Regions from separate parts of the Homo sapiens genome. Here region 2 is linked to region 1. The links are chromatin loops, found by intact Hi-C in ENCODE. Cell type or tissue: heart right ventricle. All regions are shown on one strand. Each heading gives the region's core, and the rest is flanking DNA. Links, peaks and the distances in the headings are about the cores only. Region 1 overlaps OSBPL5 (oxysterol binding protein like 5). Region 2 has its middle 24 kb from the start of MRGPRG-AS1.

Region 1 (15,840 bases), core at 2,658-10,657:
GCCTGGGTGCTCAGAAAATCTCAGCTGTCTGAGTAAGCCCGGCCTCCGCTCAGCTGCTGGTTCCCATCCTGAGCTGCACCTGGGCAAGTAGGACGTGTTTGTTGTGATTGACAAGTAGGGGCAGGACTTCCCATCTGCCTGCTTCCCTGCGGCAGGTTGGCTGAGCCAAGCTGAGACACTGAGTGGGCAGACACTCAGCGGCTGGGTTTTAGGATCGGTTCCACCTGGCTTAAGGACGGCATTGCTGATTGTTAGCTCTGTGACCTGGGCCAAAACGCCAGCCTCTCTGAAGCCAGCTGCCCTGTGTGTAAGATGGCCAAGGTCATGAGCCGAGCCAGGGGCCAGGTGAGGGAGGGGCTGGCCCAGCCTGGCTGCATCCTTGGAGCCCCTCCCCACTCTGACTTCAGGACTGGGGGCACAGAGGGGGCTCTGGGGTGGTGGACAGAAGCCCCCAGGACCACAGACACCCTGGGCCCCCAGCCCACTCCTGAAGCCACAGCAGGAAAGTCTCTGTGTGTCTGAGGCCCCCCCCAGCAAAGCCCAGGACCATGGGAGAAATCGAGGCCTTTGTCCCGGGCTTGGCAGGATGCCACTGGCCTGCCCTGAGGCAGCAGGAAGCAGCCCCAGAAAATTGGGAAAGGAGGAAAATTGACCAGTAGTTTTTAAGGAGCTCGCCCTTGGGAAGTGGACACAAGATGAGAAGCTGGAGGGGATGCTCTGCCAACCCTTGTCAGGTCACGATTACAGGTCGAGGCCTTCCACTCCCTGAGCCATGATTTTCTCATCTGTAAAATGGGCTGAGACCTCAGTGGATCTGGCGCCGTCAACTTCAAGTGCCTGCAAAGGCGTGACTGCAATCAGTTACCCTCTGCTTGGCCCAGCACTACTAGGTGTAGGGCTGGTGGGGAGCAGGACAGAGGGGACCGCCTGTTGTCCTCTCTCCTTCCAGGGGAGGAAACAAGAAACTCGCTTCTGAACCCACAGGGGAAAGGCAGGTCTGCCAGTGGGCGGGGCTGGGAGAGCGAGGCAGGTGGGTGTCAGGGCCTGGCTGTGGGGCCTCCCTCTTTTGTGAAGCAGCAAGGAAGCTCCCACTGGGAATGCAACGTCTTGGGCTGGGCGTGGACGCAGGTGTGCCTGGCTGTGAGCGCCCAGAGCTCCCTCTCTTGCTGGGGTGCATGTGGGTGCAACTGAAACTGTTGGGGCACCCAAGCTTCAGGCGGGCTTAACCAGAGGCGAGGCGCTCCTGGGACCCTTAGATGGATGGCAGGCCAGGCTCCCGGACTGCCCAACACCGTGCCAGCCACTCCCTGGTGCTCAGCGGCCACCTGGTCTCACCCCCGTGCATCTTCTCCATGGAAGCTCTAGACCCCTCCCCACCACAAAGTGCTGTCACGTGGGAGGGAAATGCGGGAGGGAAAACCTGTGTCTACACGTGGGTCTGCCTGGCTGCAGCCAGGGTCTCACAGAACCTGGGGTGGGGGTTCTGAGAAGGACATCTTCCGAGGGTGGTGATGAGCCTCTCTGACCAGGGCTCCGTCCAGCCCTACTGCCCGGCGTGGAAAGGGCTGGCACCAGCCAAAGCCATTCGCCTGAGCTGGGCTGTCCTGGCTGACCACCCACCACCAGGCTCCCAGGGCCCAGGCCCTCCTCACCCTGCCTCAGAAGTCCCCTGAGAGGGGGACTTCTTAGCCAGGGGCACCCCCACCATGTGGCTCTGAAGCCCCTTCCGGGGCGGTGACCTCCTGCTGCCCCTCCTTCCTTCCTTCCAGAAGCCCCCGAGCGCCCACAGCATGAAGGAGGAGGCCTTCCTCCGGCGCCGCTTCTCCCTGTGTCCACCTTCCTCCACCCCTCAGAAAGTCGACCCCCGGAAGCTCACCCGGAACTTGCTCCTCAGCGGAGACAATGAGCTCTACCCACTCAGCCCAGGTAAGTGCCGGCCGTGGGCAGGGCAACCTGGCCCTCAGCTTGGGCCCGGTGGGGTGACCCCGGGCGGCCCAACCCCTCTGTGCCCCTTGAGGTCCACAGCTTCCATGCTGGGGACTGTGTGGGTTTCATGATCAAACGGTTTGTAGCTTGGTAGAGTGCCAGGTAATACGGCTTCTTGGCTTGACCTGCGGGGCCAGGTGAAGCCCATCTGGTTGAGGAGGGGGTTCCCACAGCCCAGGCTTTGGGAGTTATGGAGTGCAGTCATCCCAAAGTCAGCCCAGGCTTTGGGAGTTATGGAGTGCAGGCTCCAGGGACAGGTGGCCTGAGCCCCAGTCCTGGCAGGGTAACCCCAGGCCAGCTACTTGACCTCTCTAGGCCTCAGTTGACTGATCTATAAAATGGGACAATATTAGTACCTACTCCCAGCTATACATGGGTCCTGGGCTCTGAGAGGGGACAGCTGGAACCAGGCCTGCCTTCGTGCAATTGTAGATAAAGCACCCAGCACACAGACTCAGAACCTCTGCCCGCCAATGCTGCCACTCTCCAGGCCCCTCCCTGGCACCTAACTATGCACAACCCCTGCCCCAGCCAAGGCTGAGCTGTGACTGCTGTCCCCCAGAAAACCCAGCCCTTCCTCCCCTGTTCCCCTGAGAGTAGGAGGTAGGGGCAGGCACCTGCCTGGGGGACCTCTCCCCAGCTCTGCCCCCTCTCCTCCCACTGCCTGCTTTGGGGCTGAGGAAGTGGGAGCCCCAGCCCTGCCTGGCCATGGTCATCTCATCTGCCCTGGGGGGAGTGGGAGAGCATTGGGCGGATCCACCACCCAGGCTCGAGGGGCGTGTGGTCGCAGCCAAAGTCCCATCCAATAGATGGAAAAACGGAGTCCCAGCGTAGAGGTGGCCTTGCTGAAGGTGCTATGGCAGGCAGGGGCACTCGACACCCGGCAAGGTAAATCCTACACCTTTTATTCTCTGCTGTCACGTTCACCCTGGCCGGAGGCTTAGAAGCACTTGCAGAGTCAGGGGTGGGGAGGGGAAGGGCTGGGTCCCAGCTGCTGGTCAGTTTCAGAGGGACTCGGACCAACTAGCAACTGGCCCAGGCGGTGCAGAAGACGTGCTGGGAAGGGCCTTTTCCGAGGAATGGAGGCGGTAGGTCCCAGGCCAAGGGAGTGGGGTGGGTGTGGACAGGCTGTGAGGAGAAGGACCAGTGCTGACTTCCCCCTGCCCAGGGCACCTGCACCCTATCCCTTTGAGTGGTCCAAGGGCCCCAGCCTTTGAGTCCTCCCGGCCAGGAGGCAGCATCCACATGGAAAGTAGTTTGCTGGCGGCCACAGGCCAAGCCCCTAGAACTATATGAGAAAGTGCCAGAGGGAAGAGCGCTCCTGCTAGCCTCCCCCCAGCACTCCGGGTCAGGGGCGTAGCACTCTGCAGATGGGGAAGCAGAGGCTCCCAGGTGGGGGAGCAGCCACTGCCGGCCAGGGTCAGCGATGTTCTGTGACTGTGAGTGGCCACGGTCCAGGACCTTTGGACAGAACCACTTCCTCAGGCCACCGTCCTGGCTTTTCCGTTCTTCGTCCCCATCCAGTCCCTGCCCAGGGCTGTCAGGGAAGGACGGCTATAGACCCCAGGCCTTCCAGCTGGTCTGTGGCGTCTGTCCACGCACCCAGCCTGTTGCTGGCCTGTCGCCTGTGGCCTTGGCAGGATGGGGTTCACTCCAGCCCCCAGCCCCTCCGAGTCTCAGTGTCAGGGACCGGGGCAGTCAACCCTCGCCCACCAGCCACAGGAAGCAGCGGGAGCGGCCCTGCTGGGCAGACCTCAGGCTTCCCCTGCAGCCATCCCCTCCTTCCTCCTGTCCAGAAATCGTACCTTGGGAAACTGGCACCAAAGCAAACAGAGCCGGGGGAGGGGAGGCCATTTCCCAAAGGAGCAAACGCAGACACCTCAGGTCTCCCTCCTTTGCCTCTCCCTCCTTACCCAGCCTGCCAGGGTGGGATGGCAGACAGGGCTGACCACCTCCCAGCAAGAGCCCAGCACGCAGGGGCCGGCAGCATCCAGCCAGGGGGATGCACAGTCCAGGGGCCCCAAACCTGCCATGTGTCTTTGAGACTGGATGTCACATTCTTTTTCTGAAAACTGGGGACTCTGGCCTTCACAGACCCCCAATTGCACACTACAGCAGGCCCAGGATGCCGGTTCCTACCAGCTCCTGTCCCAGCTTCCTCCCTGTAGGTCCTGGAGGCCCTGCCAGTTCTCCTGGCACACTCCTCCCACAGTGACGCTTGCTGGCGTTTATTACACCTCTCAGGCAGTGTCCTGTTCCTGCCACCACCTCCGGCTGACTTCCTGCCCCTCCCAGGTCATCCGCACCCACGCTTCGCCTGCCTCACACCAGGCAGCGGCCTGAGAAGCCTGGCCACGCCACCATGCCTGGGTCCTCACTCCCACTGCTCTCTTGCAGGGAAGGACATGGAGCCCAACGGCCCGTCGCTGCCCAGGGATGAAGGGCCCCCGACCCCAAGCTCTGCCACGAAGGTGCCACCGGTAAGAGCCTGGGTATAGGAGGATCCATGAGCCAGAGCCTGGCTCTGGGGACAGCAGGAAACGGCTGGGGAAAAGGACAGCAGGGCGTCCAGCTGAGCCTGCCATTCCAGCCTGTTCGGGGGAAACAGCTCCCAATCCTAGACTGTGCTGCTCCGGGAGGGCTGCTGGTGGATATTTGGGCTGTTTTCACCATATAGCTGTCATGAAAAATGCTTCCGTGAACATGTGTGCACGTGTATTTGACTATCAGTTTTCAGTTCTCTCAGGTATAAACCTAGAGTAATTGGAATTGCTAGGTCACATGGTAATTCCAGGATAATATAGAACTCTCAAAATTGTCTGTTTAACTTTTGGAGGAACTGCCAAACTCCTTTCCCAGCGGCTGCACCATCTTACATGGCCACCCACAGTGCACAAGGGCTCCAGTTCCTCACATCCTCACCAACGCTTGCTATTTTCTGATTTGTTGTTTTCTTTTTTCCTTTTTCTTTGAAATGGAGTCTCCCTCTGTCACCCAGGCTGGAGTGCAGTGGCACAATCTCAGCTCACTGCAAGCTCCGCCTCCCAAGTTCACGCCATTCTCCTGCCTCAGCCTCCCGAGGAGCTGGGACTACAGGTGCCCGCCACCACGGCCGGCCAATTTTTTGTATTTTTTTTTTTTTTTTTTTGAGACGGAGTCTCGCTCTGTCACCCAGGCTGGAGTGCAGTGGCGCGATCTCGGCTCACTGCAAGCTCCGCCTCCCGGGTTCACACCATGCCCCTGCCTCAGCCTCCCGAGTAGCTGGGACTACAGGCGCCCGCCACCACGCCCGGCCAATTTTTTTGTATTTTTAGTAGAGACGGGTTTCACCGTGTTAGCCAGGATGGCCTTGATCTCCTGACCTCATGATCCACCCGCCTCGGCCTCCCAAAGTGCTGGGATTACAGGCGTGATTTGTTCTTTTTTGTGTTATTTTTATAGCTATCCTAGCGGGTATGAAGTAGCATCTCACTGCGGCTTCAGTTTGCATCTCTAATGACGGATAACATTGAACATCTTCGTGCACCCATTAGCCATTTGTATGTCCTGTTTGGAGAAATGTCTATTCCAGTTATTTGTCCATTTTTGGAATGGGTTGTTTGCCTTTTTGTTGCTGAGCTGCAAGAGTTCTTTATGCATTTTGGATACTAGGTCCTTATCCGATACATGATTTGCGACTACTTCCTCCCATTCCGTAGGTGGTTCTAAATTATATTTTTAAGGAATTTTCATAGGTTGCAAAGTTCTGGTCAGCCTGAAGTTCACAGTTCTGAGCAGCACTTCTCATCTCTCAGGTGCCTCCTTATGGCACTGTCACTGATGCACAGTAGCACTGAGGAGTGAGCAGAGGACCTGGCATGCCTGGACGGGGTACCCACCTGGCCTGCAGGAGGGAGGAGTGGGCAGGCACTCTCTGCAGTGCTGGGGCTGCAGGGGCTGCAGTGACCAGACCCAAGGGTCCTGCCCAGTTGGGGAGCAGGGGTTGCAAGTGCTCCATCCCATGCCATGCGGTCTTGCCTCTCTCTTCCCCTGTTGCCTCAAATACACACAGCCCCATTCAGCTGCATCTAGTGGGAAGCTGGGCAGAGGGGAATTGGCAGCAGGTTCATGCGTCCATCCATCCATCCATCCATCCATCCATTCATCCATTCATTCATTCGAGATGCTTGCTAAGCCCCCAGCTGCCGGTGTGAATGGGCAGTAGGGTAGAACCCTCCCCTGGTGGAAGCCACAGACAATCATCAGTTCACCACAGAAACGGCTGCGTGGTTGTATTGCAAAAGTCCTGGGCGGGCCAAGGGTGGTGTGTGTCACCAGGACCTGTGCCAGCAGGGATATGAGCTGTCCTGCTTCTGGGGAAGCAGCTCAGGGAGCCTGAGAAAGAAAGGAGCAGGGGCTACCCAGCCACAGGGAAAAGCATTCCAGGCTGGGAACACCATGTGCCAAGGTAACTAAGGGCATCATGAACAAGATCCTGGCTCAGGGGACTCCCAGGAGGGCAACTTAGGACACCTTCTCTGCCAGCCTGGGTCCCTGGAGGCCTGTCAACTGGCCAGGGTCCAGCATATGCCTCGTCACTCAGATCTGCCTCCTCCTTATCACTCATCGTCAGCCCAAAGACTGCTTCCAAGTCAGAGCCCCCCAGGCACCCCATCTTGTGCCGTTTTCTTCTTGTGATCCTGAATGCTCTTACTTGGCTAAGAAAGTGCCACAATGGAGCAACACTGCCTGGGTTCAGTCCCAGCTCAGCTCCTTATTAGCTGTGTGACCTTGGGCAGGTTTCTGAACCTCTCTGTGCGTAGGCTCTTCCTCTGTACAATGCTGAGAATAACAACGATGACCTGAGCTGTGGGATCTAACGTGCTTACATCCATGCACAGAACGCAGAACCGCAGCGCTCACCTGACCCCTGGCTCCTCCCGCCTCTGCGTGCTGGTGGCTGGTCTGCCTCTCCCTGAAAGAGCAGGACACTGGCATCTTTACTTTCTAACCTCAGTGCCTAAGGCCAAGCCTGGTGCCCAGTGCTGCCAGGACCGCCAGTCCGTGGAACGGTTCCATGCCCTGCCCCTTGCTAGCTCTCCACCTCTCTGTGCCTTGATTTCCCAGGCACAGAAATAAAATAGGGACAATAACCGGCCCCACCTTATGCATGGCTGGAGAATGAGGGGGATGAATACAGGCAGCACCCGAACAGGACCTGGTGCCCCAGCAGACAAGGCTTTAGCTCTGTACTTAGCACCATCATGATTGGGGTGGGGGCAGTCCCCAGCGCCCAGGGCTTCTAGCCAGGAGAAGGCCTGAGGGAGGCTTTCCTCGCCCTAGAGGCTCCGCTGGAAAGTGCTGAGCACCCGCAGACGCCCAGCCAGAGCAGGGCAGGGCGGGCACGCTTTCTCTGGAAAAGGCCAGACGGCATTTAGGCCCCGCCGCGGCGCAGGCTCCGTTCCAGGTACTCAGCACAGCCATCCAAGCACGAGAACAGCCACAGACAACGCCTGCCGGATCGCCTGGCCATGTGCCAAGAAAACCTTATTTATGGACTCCTCATTTGAATTTCATATAATTTTCACATCTCACAAATTATTCTTGTGATTTTTTTTCAACTGATTAAAACTGTGGAAGCTGTTCTTAGCTTGCAGACCACGCGGAAGGAGGCAGCAGGCAGGATTCGGGTCGTAGCTTGCTGTCCCCAGCCTGCAGGCTTTAGACCTGGTTCTGTGTCCCAACTCGCCCCCTACCCTGCCTCAGGTTCCCCATCTGTAGAAGAACCGTGGCCCCCTTCTGCCTCCAAGATATTGGGACTGCCGCCCTGGGCCCGTGCAGTCAGCCACATGCTGGGGTCAGGTTCGGACCTGGACAGTGACCTCTGCCCACGGCTCCCAGGGGATGGGGTGGGCACCCCCACTGCACACCCCCCACCAGTACATTGGCCCTGCCCAGAGCTGGGCACATGCAATGGCCAAGGAGCAGCCATGCTGGGTACCGTAGGGGGAAGACAAGGCAGGGAAGCTGTTCTTTTGGGTGGATGCAGGGCTGGTCCCCAGAGACCCAGCGTGAGTGCTTGTTGCCACCATCTCATGGCCGCCGCCGAGCTCCTCTTCTGCGAACTCCACCCTCTGGCACCCTGACTGCTTTCCTCAGCGGCCTCCCAGGTGTCCCCTCAAAGACGGCTGTCCCTCAGGGCTCAGTCAGACCCGTAGGAAGTCAGCCCTGAACCCTGATGTCCCCACATTTCCCTCCTTCCTGACCACCCTGCCCCATCCCAGCATGTGCCCCGGGGAGGATGGGTCCCCTCCTGTCACTGGCGTGTGCCCATGGAGGGTCTCTCGTCAGCCACCCTTGTTCTTCCATCCCCCCATGGCAGCCCCGGAAGTGCTGGTGGGGGGGATGGAGGGTGCCAGGCGGGAAACGAGTGGAGCGCCCTTCTCTGACTTCTGCCCTCATATCCTTGGCATCAGGCCAACCTGGGCTCCTAGCCCTGGGCCGGCCCCTGTGCCCTGTCCCGCATACCCACCTCTCTCTTTCAGGCAGAGTACAGGCTGTGCAACGGGTCAGACAAGGAATGTGTGTCCCCCACCGCCAGGGTCACCAAGAAGGAGACTCTCAAGGTGAGCCCGGGCCCGGGGAGGGTGCAGCAGTGTCACTGTCAGACCGACGGCCACCTGAGCCAGGGAGGTCACCCTCCCCACCTGTCAAAAGGAGGGGACAAACCGCACCTGGTCGCCTCCACACCCCCTACTTCCTCCTACTTCCTCTCCTGCCCCTGCCCCTGGACCCATCCCTGGGCTGGACGGTGGGAGGAGCTGGGGCAGCTCGGTGCCTTCTCCCATGACCCACCGCGGGTGCCCCGGGCCCAGGCGCAGAAGGAGAACTACCGGCAGGAGAAGAAGCGCGCCACACGGCAGCTGCTCAGCGCTCTGACAGACCCCAGCGTGGTCATCATGGCTGACAGCCTGAAGGTAGGTGATGCCCGGCCTCCGGCCACCCAGGACACGGGTCAGCGTGCTGCTGCCATAACAAAGGACCATAAACCAGGTGGCCTGAAACGATGGAAATTCACTTCCCTGCATCTAGCCGTTATCACTGCAGCCTCTGCTCCTTCCTCATGAGGCCTTTCCTTATCCACCTGTCTCTCCCCCTTTTTATAAGGACACCAGTGGTAGGAATTAGGGCCACCTTACTCCAGTGTAGCCCCATCTTCACCTGATTATGTCTGCAAAGACCCCATTTCCGAATAAGGTGGGGCCTGGCCAGTGGGCGGAGGGCGCTGGGGAGGGAGACATTGCTCTGGCTTCTGGGAGAGGACCCCACATCAGGGCCGGGTGTCCTGTGTTCAGACCTCACGGAGACCGTGGCCATTCACTCGCCTCTGAGCCTCCATTTCCCCTTGTGTACAGTGGAGGTAAAACTGCCCAACTCCGAGGCTGCTGGGCAACGCATACCAGATAAGTGTGCCCAGCCCTGGTGTCTGCAGAGCCCAGGCCCATGTAGGCTCCTTCTACCCGCATACCAAAATGATGAATCAAAAGTTAGGTGCAAAAGTGAGTATTTAGAATGAGAAAAGAAGACAACTACTTTCAGAATTTACAGAGCTGCCAGGCCGGGTGCAGTGGCTCACACCTGTAATCCCAACACTTTGGGAGGCTAAGGCGGGTGGATCACCTGAGGTCAGGAGTTTGAGACCAGCCTGTCCAAAATGGCAAAACCCCGTCTCTACTAAAAATACAGAAATTAGCCAGGCATGGTGGCGGGCGCCTGTAATCCCAGCTACTCGGGCGGCTGAGGCAGGAGAATCGCTTGAACCTGGGAGGCAGAGTTTGCAGCGAGCCAAGATAGCACCACTGCACCTCCAGCCTGGGCAACAGAGACTCTGTCTCAAAAAAAAAAAAAAAAAGAATCTACAAAGCTGCCAGTTACAAGTCACACCACTCATTGCTGGTTCCTCCCTGAGGCCCTTGACCTTGAACTTGACCCACGTGACCCTCACAAGTAAATCTGTCCCTGCTGCCACGTATTTCTTTGCATTCACCATAACATATGGGCTCCTTTTAAAAACTGAACAAGGACCCTGCCCTGAGTTCCACTCTGAGTCCTGGGGCACCGCTTGCCGTGGCTTGGCCCCTGCTCGGGTACACGATAGACACAGGACATCACCCCAGGGAGTGAGGGTGAGGAAGGGGTGAGTTCCGAACTGGTGTGGGGGAGTGAGGGAGGGGAAGGGCCCCTCGGCAGCCCACCCTGGTCTGTGCCTGGCTCCCCGCCAAGCCATCAAGATGCCCCAGGGATGGCGGCCCCAGAGGGTGGGCATCGACGCCAGCATCCTCCCTGCAGATCCGCGGCACCCTGAAGAGCTGGACCAAGCTGTGGTGCGTGCTGAAGCCGGGGGTGCTGCTCATCTACAAGACGCCCAAGGTGGGCCAGTGGGTGGGCACGGTGCTGCTGCACTGCTGCGAGCTCATCGAGCGGCCCTCCAAGAAGGACGGCTTCTGCTTCAAGCTCTTCCACCCGCTGGATCAGTCCGTCTGGGCCGTGAAGGTGCTGCGGAGGGGTGGGGTTGAAGACAGAGGCCCCGTAGGGCCAAGGGGCTCATTCCTAGGGCCCTGGTGGAGGGTGGAGCCAACCAGCTGAATGGCCCCCTTGGGGCCTTGAGCAGGTGTCTCACCTTCTCTGAGCCCCACATGCGGCCAGGGGATCAGATATGGCCACTGGTGCTCCATGTGAAGCACACAGTAGGCTGCAAGGAGGTGGCATCAAGGTCACCCCAGCCCCTCACCCAGCTGCTGTCCAGGAGGGACAACAGTGGCTGCTCCCCAGGGGTGGCCGAGGAACAGCGCCCAGCCCTCACCCCTCCTAACCCGGGGCTGCCCTGCCAGCTCTAACGGGTGGGAAACCAGAGAAACCCTGAACACCTGGTTACATTTGGATTTCAGAGAAACATCAGAGTTCTTTCATGCTAGTATGACCCCAGTCATGTATGGGAAATACTTACACCAAAAAGCTACTCATGGTTTCTCTGGGATTCGAACATCATTGGGCATCCTGGATGTGCCTTTGCTGATTCTGGACAGCCCAAGTCAGGAGGCTCAGAGCTGGAAAGCTGAGGGCAGAGCTGCCAGCTAAGAAAGGGGACAGAGCTCCCCCACCTACCCGCCTCTCTGCAGCCAAGTGTCTACCTGGCCAGGTGCCTGGCCCCACCTGGTGGCCCTGTGGCCCTGGGGGTGTCCAGGTGGTCCCAGGTGTGGATCCGCATGGTTCTGCCTGACCTATCTGTGCAGCTGGCCCTGGGTGTTGCCTCGGGTGACACCCAGATCTCTCTCTCTCCAGGGCCCCAAAGGTGAGAGCGTGGGCTCCATCACACAGCCCCTGCCCAGCAGCTACCTGATCTTCAGGGCCGCCTCCGAGTCAGATGGTGAGTCCCTGCCAGCTTGCGCATCTCCCCAGTGCCCCCACCTGAAGTGGGCCCCCTTTTGAGGTTGTAGCCCAGGTACAGGTGGCCCCAGTTCAGTCCCTTCTACTGTCTGGGGGCAGCCTGAAGTCTGGCCAGGATGAGCCCGGCTCGGAGTCAGGCCTACACTCACAGAGCCCCCATGCCTAGCCTCAGTTTTCCCATGAGTAAAATGTGACATTAAAATACCACCTGTCAAAGGCCAGGCGTGGTGGCTCACACCTGTAATCCCAGCACTTTGGCAAGCCAAGGCGGGTAGATTACTTGAGGTCAGGAGTTCAGGACCAGCCTGGCCAACATGGTGAAACCCCGACTCTACTAAAAAATACAAAAATTAGCCAGGCGTGGTGGCAGGCGCCTGTAATCCCAGCTACTCGGGAGACTGAGACAGGAGGATTGCTTGAACCCGGGAGATGGAAGTTGCAGCAATCCAAGATGGTGCCATTGCACTCCAGCCTGGGTGACAAGAGCAAAAGTCCGTCTTAAAGAAAAAAAAAAAACCACCTGTCACCCCAATGTTATGAGAACCCAGTGACCTTATAAAAGCACCCATATAACAATTACTGAGCTCCAACCACATGCCAGTGTGAACCCCAAACATCTGAGACAGGTCTCAGTTAATTTAGAAAGTTTATTTTGCCAGGCCGGGTGCAGTGGCTCACACCTGTAATCCCAGCACTTTGGGAGGCTGAGGCAGGTGGATCACCTGAGGTCAGGAGTTTGACCAGCCTGATCAACATGGCGAAACCCTGTCTCTACTAAAAATACAAAATTAGCTGGGCATGGTGGTGGGTGCCCGTGATCCCAACTACTCAGGAGGCTGAGGCAAGAGAATCCCTTGAACCCAGGAGGCAGAGTTTGCAGTGAGCCAAGATCACACCACTGCACTCCAGCCTGGGTGACAGAGGGAGACTCCATCTCAAAAAAAAAAAAAAAAAAATAGTTTATTTTGCCAAGGTTGAGGCCGTGCCTGTGACACAGCCTCAGGAGGTTCTGATGACTTGTGCCCAAGGTGGTCCGAGCACAGTTTGGTTTTATACATTTTAGGGAGATATGAGACATCAGTCAACACATGCAAGATGAACATTGGTTCGGTCTGGAAAGGCGGGACAATCAAAGCCGGGAGGGGGCTTCCAGGTCATAGGTAGATTAGAGACAAATGGTTGCATTCCTTTGAGTTTCTGATGAGCCTCTCCAAAGGAGACAATCAGATCTGCATTTATCTCAGTGAGCAGAGGGGTGACTTGGAATAGAATGGGGGGGCAGGTTGGCCCCTAGCAGTGCCCAGCTTGACTTTTCCCTTTAGCTTCGTGATTTTGGGAGCCCAAGATATTTTCCTTTCACATTTCCCCCCTTTTTAAAAATCTTTTGGAGAAAGCATTTTAGAAGAAAACGAGTCTCTGGTCTCAGGTTCCACCTGATCTCTCATGGCTAGGATGGTTTATTCCTACACAGGTAGGTCCCAAGTTATTAGGAAAGCTCATTTTCAGAAGGCTGTGAAGTCTCATGTCCTATGAAGAGAAAATAGTAGGAGGAAGGCAGAAAAACAACAACAAACAAAAGAACAATCCTGGGAAATTGGTATAGGCCACATTACTCTGAAGTCCATACATCAGTAGGCAGGCAAGAAAGTGGCTTATGTATGTAAGTAGGTTGCTGTTATTTTCTTCTGAAGTTTAAGTTGTCTAGTTTCAGTTTGCAGGGCTTTAAGAAAGCACAGCTTAGTCTTCAGCGACTCCAAATTAGGAAAAATGGGAAAAAAATGAAGGAAAAAAATTGAAAACATTATTTTGAAGACCTATAGCCAACAAAAATTAGGATTTCATCCAAAGTGCAGAAAATAACAAAAATTGAAAAACATTAGGGAAGAGTAGAATCTAACAACAGCTGTACTATAGTTTTTGAAACATAATTTTTTCTCTCCAGTTTCCCATTTTAACTAAGGACAAATTATGGTAGGACTGGTTTGCTTTATTATACTTGGACTAATTATTTATATACAGTGCAGCAAGAGTAATTAGTTTTTACATAGGCTTTTAAATTGTCTTTGATGGAACTTTGTTCCATAGAAAGAATCTCAGATAAGACTTTTTTAAAGCTGAGCCCAGTCATGGACTTGTACCATTAAACACCTATAAGTTGGGCGAATTATTATCTTCTTGAGGTTCCAAGATAAATTTGGAGCTCCTGGGCCTGTCAGAAAGTGACATTCTTTACTTACCACAGGTCAGGAACCCTGTACAGGGACTGTGTAGATGAGGTATGAGGCCAGTTTTTCCAAGGGGCTTTCATTGGTTCCATAAGTCAAGTTTGAGTCCTTAAAGGAAAGCACATCATTCCAGGCAAAGCCTTGGTAAAATAACCAATTTCTCCGATTGTGTCCTGTTACAAATGAAAACAGATTCTTACTGCACTTATGCAAATAACTGTATTGTCATAAGTTACGAATACTCACAGATAGTTTTCAAATTCTGTAAAAATTAGGTAGAGAGAAACAAATATGCTCCAAATTTTGTTCACAGGAGTATACTCAATTGTTAAAAGCTGTAAATAGCTTAAAGTTTTCTTGACTCTGAAAAACAAAAGAAAGGATCCACAATGTTTTAAGCAAAAAGTCAAAAAGATTACTTCACACTTCTTTTTTTTTTTTTTTTTTGTGATGGAGTCTCACTCTGTTGCCCAGACTGGAGTGCAGTGGCGCCATCTCGGCTCACTGCAACCTCCACCTCCTGGGTTCAAGCAATTCTCCTGCCTCAGCCTCCCAAGTAGCTGGGATTATAGGCATCCGCCACCACACCCAGCTAATTTTTGTACTTTTAGTAGAGATGGGGTTTCACCATGTTGGCCAGGCTGGTCTCGAACTCCTGACCTCAAGTGATCCGCCCACCATGGCCTCCCAAAGTGCTGGGATTACAGGCGTGAGCCACCACACCTGGCAATTACTTCACACTTCTATTAGTTTAGTCCATGCAGTTAATTCCTGTTCTGCTTCAAATTTATGAACATTTCAGCTCTCCATGAACCCTGAAAGTTTTTCCTCTATTCTGATGTCACAGTCTCTAAAGTTATCAGAAACCAGCATTCAAGAGCACCTGTTAGAGTTTTACAGCTGATTATAAAACCACCTTCTAAAGAGGACCAAAACAAGACAATGATTGCTTGTGGATGATAAAAAGTTTTAGGGCAGCCATACTCAAAGACACAATTGACAAGGAAATTGTTACCTCTGTGGCACAAAATAATTTAACATAACAATTATAATCATTACTGATAATGTATATTAGGTCATATCAGAATTATAGGAGTTTCCTATAATTTTGGAACACATACCAGTAACATATTTGTACAAATATAGCCCAAAGAAGACCAAATACCATTTTATATTTGACACTGCTTCCTGTATAATTTTTTATACCAAATAAGCCAAATATGTCATTTTTGGACTTTAGGGAACCTATTAATAATATCTTCAAGGATTAGGTTAGAAAAAGACATAATTTATAATTTGATTTTGGAAAGTTTGTCAAATTTTAAAGGTTTAAAACACTTGATATTACAAAGTAGGATTACAAGTCATTGTAAAATAATTCACTCATTTGAACAAAGTGATACCTCAAGGATTTAAAAAAAAAAAAAAGGCAAAAGCCTTCATTCTTTGAGACAGGAGACTTAGTTTTCCAAACAATAAGCCCTAATAACATCATGAAGCCAATTAAATTGTTTTCCAAAATTCCAATCTATAAAATTTTCATCTTGATCATAAGATATAACTTCCATAAGCCTTTATAACCTTTATTAAGGAGTCAGTTATTGTTTCAAGAAAACCTTGTTAATCTGACACAGGGGCCCATATGCTAGTCTTGCATCAGTGTGCCTTTGACATTAATGATTAATTTATAGAGGAACTGAACTTACTTTATCTCTCAAAGTCAGCCCTTACAATCTCACATGTCTATCTCTTCTGGGATAGTCTCTGGGCCTTGAGGAGTTGAACAGCTTTAATTTCTGTGTCTCAGGAATGTGGTTTATTTTGATTGGCATCTTCTACCGGGCCTGAAGATGAAGCTTTAATTGCTGTCAGTGTTTAAAATTTAGCAGGACTTGGTGTTCTTTTTAGACCCATGAGTCAAATCCCTGTAACTCAATGTCGCAAGGACTTTAAAAGCACATACAAGAAGATATAAGGACGGAATAACCTTGATTTAAAAAAAATTTTAATATCTGTTTTTCCTAAGCAAACCAAACTTAATAATAATGGCATAGGAATTATTTTGATAAAACATAAAATCTGTTAGGCCACTTACCAAAAGGCAAAAGCAAATACCTTCTGCAGTGTATAGAATATTATGTTAGAAGAAAACATTTTCTTTAAGAAAACATTGTTAGCATCAGGCCACACACACACAAAAAAA
Region 2 (15,840 bases), core at 3,317-11,316, 71 kb before region 1:
GGCTCTAGACATTTTCCTGAGGGGTGCATGAGGAGCGGCGATGCTGGACCAAGCCCCCCACCTGTCCCTGTAGGTCCTACCAGCAAATCCCCAGGGAAGGGGCAGGTGCAGGTGGGAATCCCAGCTCCCTCCTGCCAGCTCAGCCTCAATTTCCAGAGATGCCATGTCTTCCTGTGTCAAATGGGAATTTGAGCAATCCAGGTAGTCATGACAAACAGGACCCTGGTTGTGATGGTGCCTTCTCGGGGCCTCATGCTCAGGGTGCTGGAAGAGGTCAGAGCTTTGGCCTCACGACGGCCAGAGGCTGGGAGGGACGCCGATGGCAACTGCTGCACGCTGTCCGCCCACATTTGCACAGCATGCCCTACAGGTTGAATCTGCTGGGTTTCCAGCCGCCACTCAGAAGCCACTCTGCTCTCACGTGCCATGTTGCATCTGCTCAGCTGCAAGTCCCAAGAGCCAGTGGGGGGTCCCAACGCCTAATGGAGACCACCGTGCTCCGGCACTTACAGGAGCGTGGTCAGCAGGTGGCCTCCCTAGAGGAGCCCTCACAGGGTCCCAGCAGAGCAGCTGATGCCTCTGCCGGGCAGTCCACTGCCAGGGGTGTGCTTCTCTGACCAACTTGCTTCAAAGCGGAGGACACACTACGGGGGCCCAGGACCTGGGTGTGAGTCCTAGCAGTGCAGGCTCAGGCGGGGCATTGAGCCTCTCTGACCTCGGTCTCTTCTTCTGTGGAGAGGGAGAACCGGCCCTGTCGTAGAACCCTCAGGAGGCTGTGAGGAGAGGAAGAGGTGGTACCTAAGGCTCTGAGCATGGCGCTTTGCAAGTTAGTGACATAAAGTTAACCAGGACCACTAGGCAGCTGTGCGTCGTGGCTGGGACAACCGGTCGGTTCACGTGATGTGGTCCAGGGCTGGGACACGAGACCCAGGACCCAGCTGCCGCCATGAGAAAATGGTTGAACTGAGCGGGTTGGATGAGGTTGTCACCAGGACCCCCGGTTTCTCAGGCTCTGGGAGTCTATGGTGGAGAGCACAGAGCGGCAGCAACCCCCTGCCATCCTCTGCTCCGCCAGGAGGCTCCTCCATGCCTTCACTCTGCAGCTCTCCTCTGGCCAGCGTTCCTCTCTCCCACACCAGCGAGCCCCTGCTGCAGCCCCATGCCTGCCCCGGACTCTCCTTCAGAACTCTCTGGAAGCCTGCAAGGCAGCAGAGGTGTCCTGAGGTTGGAAGGTGGCAGTGGGGGGAGGGGAGAGGAAGAGGAGGCCAGGGGCTGTGCGGGTCTTCACCTCCCCAGCATGGGAGCTGATGGGGTTTTGTTCTGGGTGGAGGTTGATCCTAGAGGCAGGTCCTGCCCCAGAACTAAGACTCCCAGCCCCGCACAGCCAGAGGGGCCTCAGAAGAGCCAAGGACCTCACAGCCTCCATGTGTCCGCCCCAGGTGCCCCAAGGGCCTTCCAAGCAGGCCACTGGCTCATTCCTCCCTTCCCAGCAGGGCTGCGCCCCGTCCATGAGGGCCAGGTAGCAAGGGGCTCAGTCAAATCTCACTCCTCTGACCGCCTCAGCTTAGGAGACCCCCAGAGCCCTTCCCTGCAGGGGGCCCGGGCTGTGCTGAGCCTGGTTCCTGCCTCTGCCAGGTTCCTTGCCTGACGTTGCCTCCTCTGTGACTTGGTGGCTCCAACCCATGAGGAAAGCTCAGCCCTGCCCTACCCTCAAGGAGGCACAACTCTGCCTGGAGAGTCGGGGGGCTTCCTGGAGGAGTTGGTGGAGAGTCAGGGGGCCTTCCTGGAGGAGGTGGTGGAGAGTCAGGGGGCTTCCTGGAGGAGGTGGTGAAGAGTCAGGGGGGCTTCCTGGAGGAGGTGGTGAAGAGTCGGGCGGGGGGGGGGCTTCCTGGAGGAGGTGGCGGAGAGTCAGGGGGCTTCCTGCAGGAGGTAAGGCTCACCCAGACTCTCCAGGGAGTTGGAACTGCCCAGGGACTCAGAGTATCAGGAAGCTATTCCAGGCCAAGGGGCTCCACGTTCAAAGCATGGTGGTGTGGATGCTCCTTCCCCTCTTCATTCTGCTCTGAGGGAGCTCTGCTGGGCACCAAGGAGGGTGTGTGCCTGGGATGATCGGGACTAGGCCAGAGGGGCCAGCATTGGCCAGATCACAGAGAGCATCAGACTCCAGGCTCGTGAGCTTAGAGTCGGTCCTAAGAACAGCAGAGACGGGAGGGTTCCAAGCCAGGGGACAATGTGGACAATGTAGGTTCTAGAAGGTCCTCAGGCTGCATCCTGGGGGCTCCCAAGGTGTGGGGAAGGCGGGAGGTGAGGAGCAGAGGGGGCCGAGCAGGACTCCCATGATCCTGCTCAGGGACCTTGGTCATGCCAGGCAGCCCTGTTCCACTCAGCACCCCTGCTGCTTTCTTTCCCCTTGTTCTCTGACCCGTCACCCTCTCTAGCCCCCAGGGCAGAGAAATCTGTTCCTGGGCTTTCAGCCCTGGGCTATCCTTGCTGTATTCCCCACCTGGAGAGCAAACAGCCCTGAAATCCAGTGCCCGTCACTGCCCGCTCCATTCTGGAGACAACCGAGGAATTGGGGATGGAGCGCAAACAGGCTGCAATGGAGCAGCTGAGCCCAGCTGAGCCCAGCTCAGCCGCCTCCTTGCGCAGGGCCCAGCCTCTCTGCCTCTCCACGGAGCTGTGGGGAGGCCCCAGGCAGCAAGGCAGGGCCAGAGCCTTGGGGCGGCAAGGAAGCAGGACCCCGGCCTGGACCCCACACTGCAGTCTGTGGTACTGTGATTCTGCCGCCGGTGCCCTCTGCCATCCACTCGAAGGCTCTCTGGCCCCTTGGGCCCCAACCTGCACCCTGTGTCCTGCACCCTGTGTCCTGCACCCTGTATCCTGCACCCTGTATCCTGCACCCTGTGTCCTGCACCCTGTATCCTGCACCCTGTATCCTGCACCCTGTGTCCTGCACCCTGTATCCTGCACCCTGTGTCCTGCACCCTGTATCCTGCACCCTGTGTCCTGCACCCTGTATCCTGCACCCTGTATCCTGCACCCTGTGTCCTGCACCCTGTATCCTGCACCCTGTGTCCTGCACCCTGTGTCCTCTGAGCAGCAGGTTTTCCGGGGTCCCAGGTACCAGTGCTTCTTGAGACCTGTCAAACCATTGCGGACTCCCAGTGACCTGAGCGGGCCAGATGCCCCGGAACAACTGCAGCTTAGGACCCTTGGCAAACCCTCAGGGCTGAAGCCCTGTTCCCAAGGCAGACCCACGCTGGCTCTCAGAGAACTGAGGTGCGGGGACTGCTCAGGGGGAGATGGAGGCTGGGGCGATCAGGAGTCTGAGCTGGAGCCCTGGGGCGCTGTGCTGAGCCCTGCCGCCTGCCATCAGTCCTGGACGCAGCCCTCAAATGATAACTACGTCTATGGGGGACATAAGAGCCAAGCTAGACTCCGCTAATTGACTGAACAGAGCCTTGCAGCGAGGCACAGCAGGGTGAAGGTTGTGCTCACAGGATCTGAGTTCAAATCCCAGTCCCGGTACTTCCCAGCCGCGTGTCCCTGGGCAAGCGCCTGTGGTCTTTCTCTGCCTCAGCTTTCCCATCTGTGAAGTGGGAAATGATACTAATAATCTCCCCTCACTGTCTCCCTGAGAATTAAATGAGCTGCCTTGTGTGTGGTGCCTGGCACATAATCTGACGCTTTGTGTGGGTGGCTGCTGTTGCTAGAGAATTAATTTTGATGTTGCATTTTCTACTCATTACTGGGAGCCACGGCTTCACGTCTCCGCTATTTTGGTAGTTACCAAAATTCGTGTAGGCCCAAGGTACTGGAGGCCAGGTAGTAAAAAGTCCCTGTGCTCCGGGGCCGTGGCCCACAGCAACATGCTCCATAAATGCAGGGATCAGGGGCATCTGTTGAGGGCGTGTCTGCTCCAGGCTCTGCCCCCAGGAGCAGCCACCCCCAGGGGGTGGGATCCACTGGGCTCTGCAGTGGTCAGTCCGGGGCCTGAGCCTCAAACCCCAGCAGCTAGGAGTCAGAGGACCCAGCCACGATGGCAGGACACCCTGGAGGCTGGCAGAGGCGGCACCCAGACCTCCCCCAAGAAGCTTCCCAGCCCATACAGAAAGGGGACACCAGTTCTGCTCACCTCCCCATCTCCCCAGAGGACCCCTGGGCTGGGCCCACATCCTCCCAGGGGATGCTGTCTGCTGGTCCCAGGAGGCTGAACCACTGGGCACAGTTCTTCAGCATCTCCTTTGCCTGGGGTTCCCACCTGGCAGGAGAGGAGGAGGTGAGGAAAGGCATAGCAATGGGGCTGAGCGGATGCCGGGCCCTCCAGCACTTCTCCTGTGGCCAAGGAAGGGGAGGGCGAGCTGCAGGGGATGCAAGACAGCCTAGTGGCCCTGAGGGAGAAGGCAGAAGGCAGGCAGGCCTCCCTGGGTACCCCCTGCCAGCTTCCCCAAGGCATCCCCAGATGCTGCCCTGCCTCAGTGGGTCTCTCCTGCAAGGGACGTGCAGAGCTGGGATTGCCTTTAGTTGAAGCCACTGGCTGCTGAGGTCAAGTCCAGACTCTTCTCCTGCTTGGAACCCCATGCTGATGGGCAGAGGTGGGTCTGGGAGCTGGCAGGAGCCAGAGGAAGGTGGTGACTATGGGGGGACTTTGAGGGTTGCAACTGGGCTAGTGCCGGCCAGGGAGGAGCAGGGCTTATGGGGGGAGGATTTAGAAGAGACCTGAGCAGCCCCAAACCACACATCCAGCCTGGGCTCCTGCCCAAGGGGCCCCCACAGGCCCCACGGGGATCCCTGAGCTGGGACAACCCAATGGAATACTCAAACTCATGCCTCTTCCCTCAGCCCTGGGGGGTCCTCCCCCAAGACACTGCAGCACCTCCAGCCAGACGCTGGCTGCCTCGTGGCCACCTGACACACACTCCGTGGGTTGGACAAGACTGCACCCACCTTGCCCACTTGCCTCCTGCTTACACCCCCAGGGTGAGGCTGGGGCGGGGAAAGGACACCCAGACTCTGCCAGCCCCTCGTGCCTGCACGGCACCAGCCCAGGGTGACCCTGGGACTTGGGACACAACCTGGGCCCTCCTGGGCCTTCATTTCCAGCTGGCAAACATTTCGTCTTGGCTGGCGGCTGCATCAGGAGCCTGCATTTCAGGACGACTGTCCTTGGCTGGCCTATAGTTCATCCTTGTCACATGAGTGCCCATCTCCCCAGACCCCTGCTCACTCCAGGATCCCACAGCCCCCCAGCTCATGTCCTGACACTTCCCCTACCGCTCCTTGGGCCTCCCAAGCTCCAGCATCTTCTCAGCTCCATCTCCAGGCCTGTGGGGGCCCTGCCCTGCCATCCAGGGACTGGCTGGGCTGGAACCTCCCTGTGCCACTCCAGGTGGTGAGCAAAGCTGCCACTGCTGTCGGGAACCAGCAGGGAGGGGCAGCTGAGCGCGGTCTCCAGGCCGGCTTAACCTTGCCCCTGAGCTGCCTGAGCTCAGCCCGAGCTGCCTGTGGCAGCCCCAGCAGGTGGGACAGTCTCTGCTTTACTCACCACTGGGCAGGGTTCCCAGGGCACACAGTGCCTGGTCCCAGGCAGCCTCGTAGTCACACCTGGGCACTGAGCGACCACGGGGCTGCTGCCCACTAGCCCACCTGGAGAGCAGATGGGGCTCCCAGGACCCCACGCAGGCAGAGGAAAGCCATCCTACTGGCCAGGCCCACACAGGTCAGCCTGTCCTGGGCCTGAGCTCTGACAGTCCCCCACACCCAGGGACAGTGGGAGCCACGGCTCTGCAGGGCTTGGAGCCCTCCCCCTGCCCGGGCCCAGGGACCCGCCCCGTCACTGGCACACTGCAGCCTGCAGTCATCACAGGCCTCATCTGAGCCGTCCTTGTCAGGGCTGTGAGGGAGAAGCAAGGTCGTGCAGGCCTCCTGGCACAGACGGGCCCGTCCAGCTGCTCATATGCCAGCTCACCCACCTGGCTGCTGTGCCTTCACTGCGGGGGTGGTAGGGAGGGCTTGGGCCCCTCCAGAGAGGAGGAGAGGGGGTCCCCACACAGAGCCGCAGAGCCAGAGCCAGATCCCTTGGCCCGGCCCCCTTCTCTCCTGCATGTGCGATCCCCTCCCACTTTCTCTTGTGCAGACTTCGTTTGGCCCAGTCACAGGCCCTGTGGGCAAAAGCCAGAGTTACGTCAGTGACCCACACCCACCTGCTCTCTCTCCCTGTCCTGGCTCACACATCCTGAGACCCTCATCACAGCCTTGGTGCTTCCACCTTCAATCAGTCCATATAGCCCGGCCGTGCACTAGTGACCCGGGGTGGTCCTGACCAAGTCCATCGCCTGGATGATCCAGGCAACAGGAGTTTACTGTCTCACAGCTCCAGAAGTCTGAGGTCAAGGTGTGGGCAAGGCCAGTTCCTACCGAGACTGTGAGGCAGAATTGGTTCCTAGCCTTGGGGACAGCTCATGGGGCCCTAGCCAGAGGCCACAGGCAGGGGAGCTGCCACCAGAAGGAGGCCTTCGAGCCCCAGGCTGCCTCTGACTGCCCAGGGTTGGCCCCAGGGCCACCTAGGTGGGGCCCCAAGCCCATCCCACTTGCTAGGGAGGAACTAAGGTCTGCAGCAAAGACCTGCAACCTGCCTCCTCTGCTCCCCGCTCAATCAGAGTCCCGGGGCAGGTCCAGGGCCCAAGGCAGAAGTGTCCTGGGCCGACTGCTTCCTGCAGGTGAGCTGAGCCGCAGGGGCTACACGAGGTGGCTCGTCTGCCACACCCAGCCCTGCACGGTGACAGGGAGACTTTAGGCAGCTTACAATAGTCCCGGAAGGCTGGGGCCGTGGGAGAAGTCTCCTAGCCAGCCAGGCTTAGGCCTCGGTGGTGCCAGGGAGCCTGCCGGCCTTCCAGCCTGCTCTTGTCTCAGTCGAGGTGCGATGAGTTTTTCCCACTTCCCCATTTTTCCCAGAGCAGCTTCCTCTCTTCCCGGCAGGGGTCAGTGTGGGAGGGTTTGGCCAAGGCCATTGCTGGGAAGAGCAGGTGGGAGAAGCTGCACGTGAGCTGCACAAGACTGCAGCCAGAAGCCCACCCTGTCCATAATGAGTGACCCCGTGGGCCTGGACCCTTCCCAGCACTGGTACTCACTGGTCCCCACCACTGGGATTAGTGGAGCATTAATGGAGTGCCAGCTGCATGCTGGATATGGGGCCCTGATGTTTGTGGGCGCTCTCACATTCAGTCCTACAAAACCTTGCTGAGAAGGTGCTATGAAGATCTCCATTTTACAGATGGGAAGGCTGAGGCCCAGGAAGTTTAAATGGCCTGCTGCGCTGTCTGCTAGGCTGAGGTTTTGGAGAGACCCCCGATGGGGTGTCCCTATCCTTCTCCTTCCCAGCCCTCAGCAGCTGTTCTTCAGGGGAGGAGACGATCACCACGTGCTCCTTTTGGGTCAAGGGGATGAAGGTTTTGTTTCTCAGTAAGAATGTAAAAGCCTCTCAAAGACTCAAGATAAGCGAGTGGCAATCACTCACACCCCAGCGTGAATTAGGGAACGCTGCCTGAGTAGTTCACAGCAGACGACCAGGCAGAGCAGTGGGCATCTTCCTGGATTTCGAGGGGGTCTCTATGTAGGGGGTGCACCCTGCAAGATAGCCTAAGAGGCAGCAGGAGCAGAGCCGGCCCCAAAGGAGAAGGAACATCCACTCTCCCCCACCCACATCCTGGGACCAGGGGTGCGCGGCAGGCCTGCAGAGACAGTTTCCCGGTTCCTAAGACACCCTCTGTCCTCAGCATCCCCCACACCCCTGTCTCAGAAGGGGCCTGGTCCTGGGGCCAACATGGAAGGAGGGAAGGGGGGTAGGGAGGGCAGGGGAGGTGATGCAGGAAGGCCACATCCCTCCCCAGAGGCCCTGGACCCGGGGCTGGGGTGGAGCTGCCCCAGTGGGAGGGTCCCCTTCCTGCTGCACCTCCCTTTGATCAGGAAGGTGGAGGCCTAAATTCAGCAGGGGATGAGGGTTCCAGGAAGGATCTCATCCATCAAGGACCTCTACAGTTCTACTCTGGCCAGAAAACGCCGGAAAATGCCAGAAAGAGCTGGAAAGAGCAAAGAGACCAAGTGGGAAAAGGTGGAGGAGGCCACAGGCCTGGAGATGCCCTCCCTTCTGGTTGGCCCGGCCAAGCCCCTCTGCCCATGCAGTGTTGGGGGACGTGTCCCTGGAGAAGAGAGAAGTGGGGGCTGTGTTCCCAGACCACCATTGGTCCCTCAGTCCAGGCCTCCTATCTCACCCCAAACACACCCTCCAGCCACTTCCTCCTCTCTGGGATGTGAGTCGCATCTAGGTTCCCGGGTAGAGCTCCAGGCTGAAAATCATTAAAGCAAGGGGAAGGGAGACTCCCTGAGATTCCAGGGCAGCGACTTCCTGGGGTGGCAGACACAGGCGGGTCCCCTTACGCTGCCTCTGCCCTCAAATCCCCCCTCATGCCTGGAGCTGAAGTCCCAGTGGGTACACACTCGCAGCATTTTGTGCCAGGTGACTTATTCACACCGTAGAGAGGTTTCTGTGCATGCGTCGGGGGCTGGGGAGCCGGTGTGCCCACATCCCCTGGACTTTCTGCTTCTGAGAAAGGACGGTGGCCGATTCCAGCCGCCTGTGGCCCTGGAGGGGCTGAGCCGCCCCCCACTCCTGCTCCTTATATCGCACAGCCCTTCAGAAGTTGGAGGGATCTTCCCTTGACCCCTGTCCCCTCTGAGTGTCGGGGGCTCAGTTCCCTGGGGCCTGCTGAGCCCTGACTCAGAAAATGAGCTGAGTCGTCCATGGCCTCCCTGTCCAGTTCGGGGGTTTCTGGCAACCCCAAGGGAACCCATTCCTTCCAGGTTTCACCCTGACTACGCTTCCACACCACTGGGGAGCTGGTAGAACCCCTGAGGCCTGGACCCTGCAAGTGCCACCACCAATAAAGTAGGAATCCCAGACCTGGGAGGGAGACCCTCTCTGGGTGCCTCCTGGGAGCCTGCGGCTGGCGTTGTGCAGGGAAGGGGGCTGCTAGGCTGCTAGATTCAAGGGGCTCTATGGAGAGGAGGTGGTGCTCACAGAAGCGCCAGAGCCTGAATGACCGGGCTTGGAGGGAGGAGGGGGCAGCAGTGGCCCCAGGAGAGGCTGTCTGGGGAGCAGTGGGGTCACCCCACCGAGGCCCACCCTGCCCTCCTCTCTGCCAGGGCAGACCTGCCCACACCCACTCGCTTCAGCTCTGGCTGCTGAGCCACAGGCCTTAGCCGGGTTCCTGTGGGAGGGAAGAGACCAGGGGGAGGCAGGGGCTGGGAGGAGAAGGGAGGTGCTCTCGGGAAAGGACTCTGCCACCTGAAACTCACAAGTCTCCACCCGCATGCTCCCTACATGTATGGATGATCACCGGAGCCAGCCCCACCTGCAGTGAATGCGTTCCTGTTTACACATTGCACGTGGGTGCTCCACCAAGCAAAAGCACCCCAGCTGGGAGAAAAGGAGGATAACAAGTCCCAAGAACAAGGACATCGGGGTCCCTTCTGACCATGTCACCCCCCCAAGTCCTCTGGTCTCAGCTGGGCATGGAGTCCTGCTAAGCAACCCCACCTTCTTCAGACCCTGGCAGACAAACCCAGACTGGGGTCTATCTCCCAGGGCTTATGGCCACAGTCACCCCCACTTCCCACCCCGAGGCTTCAGGGAGGTGAGCTGAACTAGGAGGAGATCTGGGAGGGCTTCCAGGAGGAGGTGAGGACAGATCCCAGAGCTGAAGGAGGAGTAGGCTTACAAGCAGTAGAGAAGGAGCAGATGGGTTTCTGTGGAGGCCGCCAGAAACACACCTGGCTGGCGGTGGTGCCTGTCCACTGTTTTATGCTTTCTCCCTGAATATCCTTGGCTTTCGAGCCATCACGTCCTCATGTGTAGCTCCCACATCCACATCCCTCTGCTTCATTGTAGAAACCACCGATTCCCAAGTAGCTGCCCCCATTTATGAGGCCCGTTCCCCTCCTCTGTTAGAGCCACTCCTGCTGAGGACCCTTCCGGAACCTTCCATTCTCAGCTGGGCTGCCCTCTGGAGCTACATGTATTAGGCCCTTCTTGCATTGCTATAAAGAAATGCCTGAGACTGGGTAATTTATAAAAAGAAGAGATTGAATTGGCTGACGGTTCTGCAGGCTATACATGAAGCATGCTGCCAGCATCTGCTCGGCTTCTGGGGAGGCCTCAGGAAACTTACAATCGTGGCGGAAGGCAAAGGGGCAGCCAGCGCTGTATGTGGCCGGAGAAGAAGAAAGGTGGCGGGGGGGCAGTGCTGCACACTTTTTAACAACGGGGTCAGGGGAGAACTCACTATCCCAAGAACAGCACCGAAGTGGGGAATCCACCCCCGTGATCCAATCACCTTCCACCAGGCTTCACCTCCAGCATTGGGGATTACAATTCTACATGAGATTTGGGTGGGGACACAGATGCAGACCACATCACTACGGTTTTTTGGTTGAATAAGCTAAGACTCAAGTGAACCTTTGTTGAAAATGCTAATTCCCTGGTCCCCTCCAGACACTGGGGAGTCTCCACTGGGACCCTGGCGTCTGCCTTCACTGGCTCTGTGCTGTGGGCCCTTGGATCCTTGTCACCGGAACCCCCGTTAGAGCATATCTGGCACCAGATCACACCCTCTGCCATCTCACAAGTATGTCCTGAGGGCTACTGACCAAAGGCACCACCCCGCCACTAAGTACGTTTTTTTTTCGAGACGGCGTCTCCTCTGTCACCCAGGCTGGAGTGCAGTGGTGCTATCTCAGCTCACTGCACCCTCTGCCTCCCAGGTTCAAGCAACTATCCTGCCTCAGCCTCCCGAGTAGCTGGGACTACAGGCGCACGCCACCAAGCCTGGCTAAAATTTTTTGTATTTTTAGTAGAGACGGGGTTTTCACCGTGTTAGCCACGATGGTCTCGATCTCCTGACTTTGTGATCCGCCCACCTCAGCCTCCCAAAGTGCTGGGATTACAGGCGTGAGCCACCGCGCCCGGCCTGAGTACAAATATTTTATATTTTAATAGAGCCCAGGCCTCTTCACGCTTTCCCTAGGGCAGGAATTGGCCTTGGCCATCCTGTGAAAATTCACCAAAGCAACACTACTGTGAATATGGAGCTGAAAACAGGGGAGGAGACCCCAAACCTGCGAGTTCATCCAGCCCCGCCCTCTCTCTATCTTTTCACCACTACAGTCACAGTTGGTGACCACTGATGTGGCGGGGGAGCTAATCTTCTGTGGGATTTGCCTGTGATTTTATAAAATCATCATCTACTCAGAAAGTTGCATTTTGCTACAAATTTCCCCCTACTTAATGCTACCATCTACTTCTAGGTCAGCTGCATCTTACAAACATCCCAATCTGACGGCTTTAAAGTCTATGAATCCATTTTCAGCCAAGTTTATTTTCACTCATAAAAAAATCTTCAAAGGAGAAACTTCGTGCTGCGGACTGAATGTGGCCCCAAAGCTCATGTGTTGGAAGCATAATCCCCAGTGCGACAGTGCTGGGAGTCGGGGCCTCTTGAGAGGTGTTTAGCTCCTGGGCTCTGCCCCATGAATAGGTTAATGCCACTGCAAAGGGTTTGTCCCCCTTCTGCCCTCCCCTCCCTTCCACCCCGTGAGGACACAGCACTCCTGCACCTCAGAAGTCACAGCAGCAAGGCACCATTTTGGAAGCAAAGATGGGGGCCCTCACCAGACAGCAAACCTGCTGGAGCCTTCATCTTGGACATCCCAGCCTCCAGAACTGCAAGAAAATACATTTCTGTCTATAAATTACCCAGTCTCAGATATTCTGTTAGAGCAGCACAAAATGGACTAAAACACTCCCCCTATACACCTTCCTAATCGAATCTTAGAGTTGGAAGGATGCAGAAGTCACCCCCTGGCTTCCCACCCAACTGTGGTCTCCCTGAGTGGATGTGGCCCAGAGATGCCTTGGTTCACCCACACAGACTCCAAGAGCCGACGGTGGAATCTTTCCCACTGAGCCTGGTTGTAATCTCTGAATCCTCAAGAGAACACTCCAGGCCCAGTTCTGCTCCACGGAGCCCTCAAAACGGGGCAGCAAGCTCTCCATTTCCTTCATATTCCCCCACAAGACCCGATGAAGTGGTCTGTCATCAGCCAGCCTGCCCTATTCTAGGTTCACCCCTATTTATTTGTGTCTTTGCACCCATTGCTGATCCACAAGCTCAGGTGTGATTTGATCAGGTTACAACACATTGGGATTATCACCTCCTATGATATGCACGCTATATCTCTGTTAATGTGACCAAAGAGTGAAATTTTATATATGTGTGTACACACACACACACGTGCACATGTGCGCACACATCTGCACCCCACGCCCCAATCACCAATTAATGAGACTCACCTTTGGACGTTATTTGTATTTACAGTTGAGGAGCTCACAGCCACCAGTGCTTTGGACATTATCTGTATTTACAGTTTAGCAGCCTACAGCCACCAGCACTCAGGCTTCTCACCTGTCTCCTTCATGAGGCTCACATTCACACAGGGTTGGCAGTCCTTGTGTCCAGGGAGGGCACCCCACAGACAAGCCTGGAATTGAGCCCCTCATCTGCCATTTGGGGCCGTAGACCTCAGGCACGTCACTGCACCTCTCCAAGCTGCACATACTTGCCTGTAAGGGAGCAATGGCGTGGGCTGTGCTGAAGACCACATGACAGCCCCAGCAGGGTTATTCTTCCCGCCTCCCAGGCCGTATCACTCACGTGCACTCGACCACTCGTCAGCTCTCAGTGGCAGTGGGGTCCTGGGGACCAGCCAGCAGCTGGAAGGCATCTGTCTCCTCCTCCGCTGGTGGAAAGAGAGGCTCCTGAGAAAGAAAAGCGCTGGACTGCTTGTGTGCTGGGTCTCAGGACTGAGTTGGTGGGGATTTCTAAGCTGTGCAGCCACTCCCCGACCTCCACTGCCCCCACCCCCCACCCGCCTCCCTGGCCAGAGTTTGTTAGCATTTAAATGGAGTTTCAAAGCCCTCCCCACCCTCACCAAGACAAATGGCCCTGCCTGGCCAGCACTTGTCCAATGACAACACCGCAAGTCACTTACCCCCTGCCGAGAAAAAGTAGCAATAAGACTAGAGATAACAAAGGAGGCTGGCACGGTGGCTCCTACCTGTCATCCCAGCACTTTGGGAGGCCGAGGCGGTGGTGTGTGGGGAGCAGATCACTTGAGCCCAGGAGTTGAGGCCCTCCTGGGCAACATGGCGAAACCCCATCTCTACAAGAAAAAAAAATACAAAAAATTCCCTGGATGTGGTGACAGATGCCTGTAAATCATTTCAGCTACCTGGAAGGCTGAGGTGGGAGGATTGCCTAAGCCCAGGAGGTTAAGGCTGCAGTGAGCCGTGATCATGCCACTGGACTCCAGCCTGGGTGACAGAGTGAGACCCTGACTGAAATAAATAAAAACACACAAAGAAGGCCGCAGCCCTTCGAGGGACACTGCGGCAGCCTTCTCTACCTGTCAGGTCCAGCAGCTGGGAGGCATGTGATTGGCTAACCAGACTCAGGGTCCCCTGCAGCTCCCTGAAGGACCTTGCCAAGGACCACCCCTGCCAAACCTCTCCTCCTAGGGCTGACTGAGAGCCAAGCGCAGAGGCAAATTGCTTTGGGTGACCACACTCGGCCCAAATGCCACCTCCTCAGATGCCTTTCCACGTTCCTTCTCAGCAACGCACAAACCAGCCAGCACCCTGCCGGCCCCCACCCACGCATTCATACTGTCACTCTGTTATGAGCTTTTGTGAGAGATTTTTTTTTTTTTGAGATGGAGTCTCGCTCTGTGGCCCAGGCAGGAGTGCAGTGGCTCGATGTCGGCTCACTGCAACCTTCGCCTCCCGGGTTCAAGCGATTCTCCTGCCTCAGCCTCCCGAGTAGCTGGGATTACAGGCGAGTACACGCCTGGCTAATTTTTGTATTTTTAGTAGAGACGGGGTTTCACCATGTTGGCCAGGCTGATTTCCAACTCCTGACCTCAAGTGATCCACCCACCTCGGCCTCCCAAGGTGCTGGGATTACAGGCGTGAGCCACCGTGCCCAGCCCTGTGAGAGGGGCCCAAGCTGGGTCTCCTCCCATGTACCTGGAATGACGAGCACAAGCACTAATGCATGGATGGATACATGAGCGTCAAGATGTGGCAACAACAGTTAAATGCATTCCTGCACCCTGGAGACGCCCATGGGGGACTCCGTGAGCTGCAATGAGGTGCTGTGTTTTGAGCGCAGCCATCCTGACAGGAAGAGGTGGCCTCTCAGTGGGGCTTTGATTTGCTTTGATTTGCATTTTCCTAATGATTAGCAATGTCCGGCACCTTTTCGTGTCGGTTGTCCATTTGTTTATCATCTTTGGAGAAATCTCTATTCTGGTCCTTTGCCCGCTTTCAAATCTGTTTGGTTTCTGTTGGGTGGTGGCTGAATTGTAGGAGTTCTTGACATCTTCTCACACTGACCCCTTCTCAGATATGTGATCTGCAGACATTTTCTCCATTCCGCGGGTTGTCTTTTCACTCTCGATAGTGACTTTTGATACACAAAAGTTTTTAATTCTGATGATGTCCAGTTTGTCTGTTTTTTCTTTTGTTGCCTGTGCGTTGGTGTCATATCCAAGAAATCATTGCCAAATCCAATGTCACGATGCTTTTCCCCTATGTTTTCTTCTAAAAGTTTTGTGTTTTCAGCTCTTATGTTTAGGACTCGGATCCATTTTGAATTAATTTTTGTATGCAGTGTAGGATTAAGGGTCCAGCTTGGTGCTTTTCCATGTGGATTTTCAGTTTTTCCAGCACTGTTTGTTGAAAAGACTGTTATTTCCACATTGAATGGTCCCGGCACCCTTATTAAAAATCATTTGCCCGCGTATGCAAAGGTTTCTTTCTGGGCTCCTATTCTACGTGGTTGGTCTCGGTGTCTGTCTTTATGCCAGTCCCAGTGTGTTGACGACTGTAGCTTTGCACAAGCTTTTGAAATCAGGGCCTGTGAGTCCTCCAGCTTTGTCCTTTTTCAAGATTGTTTTGGCTATTTAGGTCCCATGAGATTCCATACAAATTCTAGGATAGGCTTTTCTATTTCCGCAAAAAAAAAAAAAAATCATTTGGACTTTGATAGGAATTGCATTGAACCTGTAGATCAGTTAGGGTTGTCTCAACATCTTAATGGGCAATTTCTTTTTACCCCAGACGCTTTCCACCTGCTAATCACCCATGCATGTCTAAAGGGAGAGAGGTCTCAGCAGAAAAGCAGATAAACTATTATTAAAAAGTCAAAAAAACCACAGATGCTGGCAAGGCTGCAGAGAAAAGGGAATGCTTATGTTATGCACTATTGGTGGGAGTGTAAGTTCGTTCAGCCACTGTGGAAAGCAGTTTGGAGATTTCTCTAAGAACTTAAAACAGAATGACCATTCAACCCAGCAATCCCACTCATCACTGGGCACATATCCAAAGAAAAATAAACATTCTGCCAAAAACACACCTGCACCTGCATACCCGTCACAGCAACTGTTCACGAGAGCAAAGACGTGGAAGCAACCCAGGTGCCCATCAGGGTGGATGCAAAGGAAACATGGTACACATACACCACGGAATACTACGCAGCCACAAAAAATGAAATCATGTCTGTTGCAGCAACATGGATGCAGCTGGAGGCCATTATCCTAAGCTAACTAATACGGAAACAGAAAGCCAAATATCACACGTTCTCACTTATCCATGGGAGCTAAATCTTGGGTTCACATGGACATAAATATGGGAACAACAGACACCGGTGACTCCAAAAGGAGGGAGGG

What was found. Hi-C counts contacts between places; a loop is a spot of excess contacts. Peaks named below come from ENCODE experiments on the same cell type or tissue, not always from the same donor. Only the 100,000 strongest peaks of a DNase experiment are listed, where the experiment ranks them.
Region 2: it touches region 1 in a loop (2.0-fold over the local background); 7 of 110 quality-filtered maps call a loop at or near these places.

Annotation. Positions count from the first base shown.
Region 1 is chr11:3,115,099-3,130,938 of GRCh38, reverse strand. It overlaps OSBPL5 (oxysterol binding protein like 5), which reads left to right. Exons shown (of 22, transcript NM_020896.4): 2 at 1,770-1,926; 3 at 4,384-4,466; 4 at 8,511-8,591; 5 at 8,841-8,942; 6 at 10,315-10,518; 7 at 11,308-11,392. The coding sequence starts at 1,791. Among named protein-coding and RNA genes, the nearest start is that of OSBPL5, 42 kb to the left of the region's middle. RefSeq lists a silencer at 6,206-6,500 and an enhancer at 10,976-11,145. In heart right ventricle, for the core only: no CTCF peak of the experiment used is centred there; DNase peaks (open chromatin) are centred at 4,220, 6,298, 7,478 and 8,528; H3K27ac peaks cover 3,957 bases.
Region 2 is chr11:3,186,546-3,202,385 of GRCh38, reverse strand. No RefSeq gene overlaps it. Among named protein-coding and RNA genes, the nearest start is that of MRGPRG-AS1, 24 kb to the left of the region's middle. RefSeq lists enhancers at 1-417, 5,192-5,361. In heart right ventricle, for the core only: a CTCF peak has its summit at 6,970 (motif pointing right); no DNase peak of the experiment used is centred there; H3K27me3 peaks cover 1,042 bases.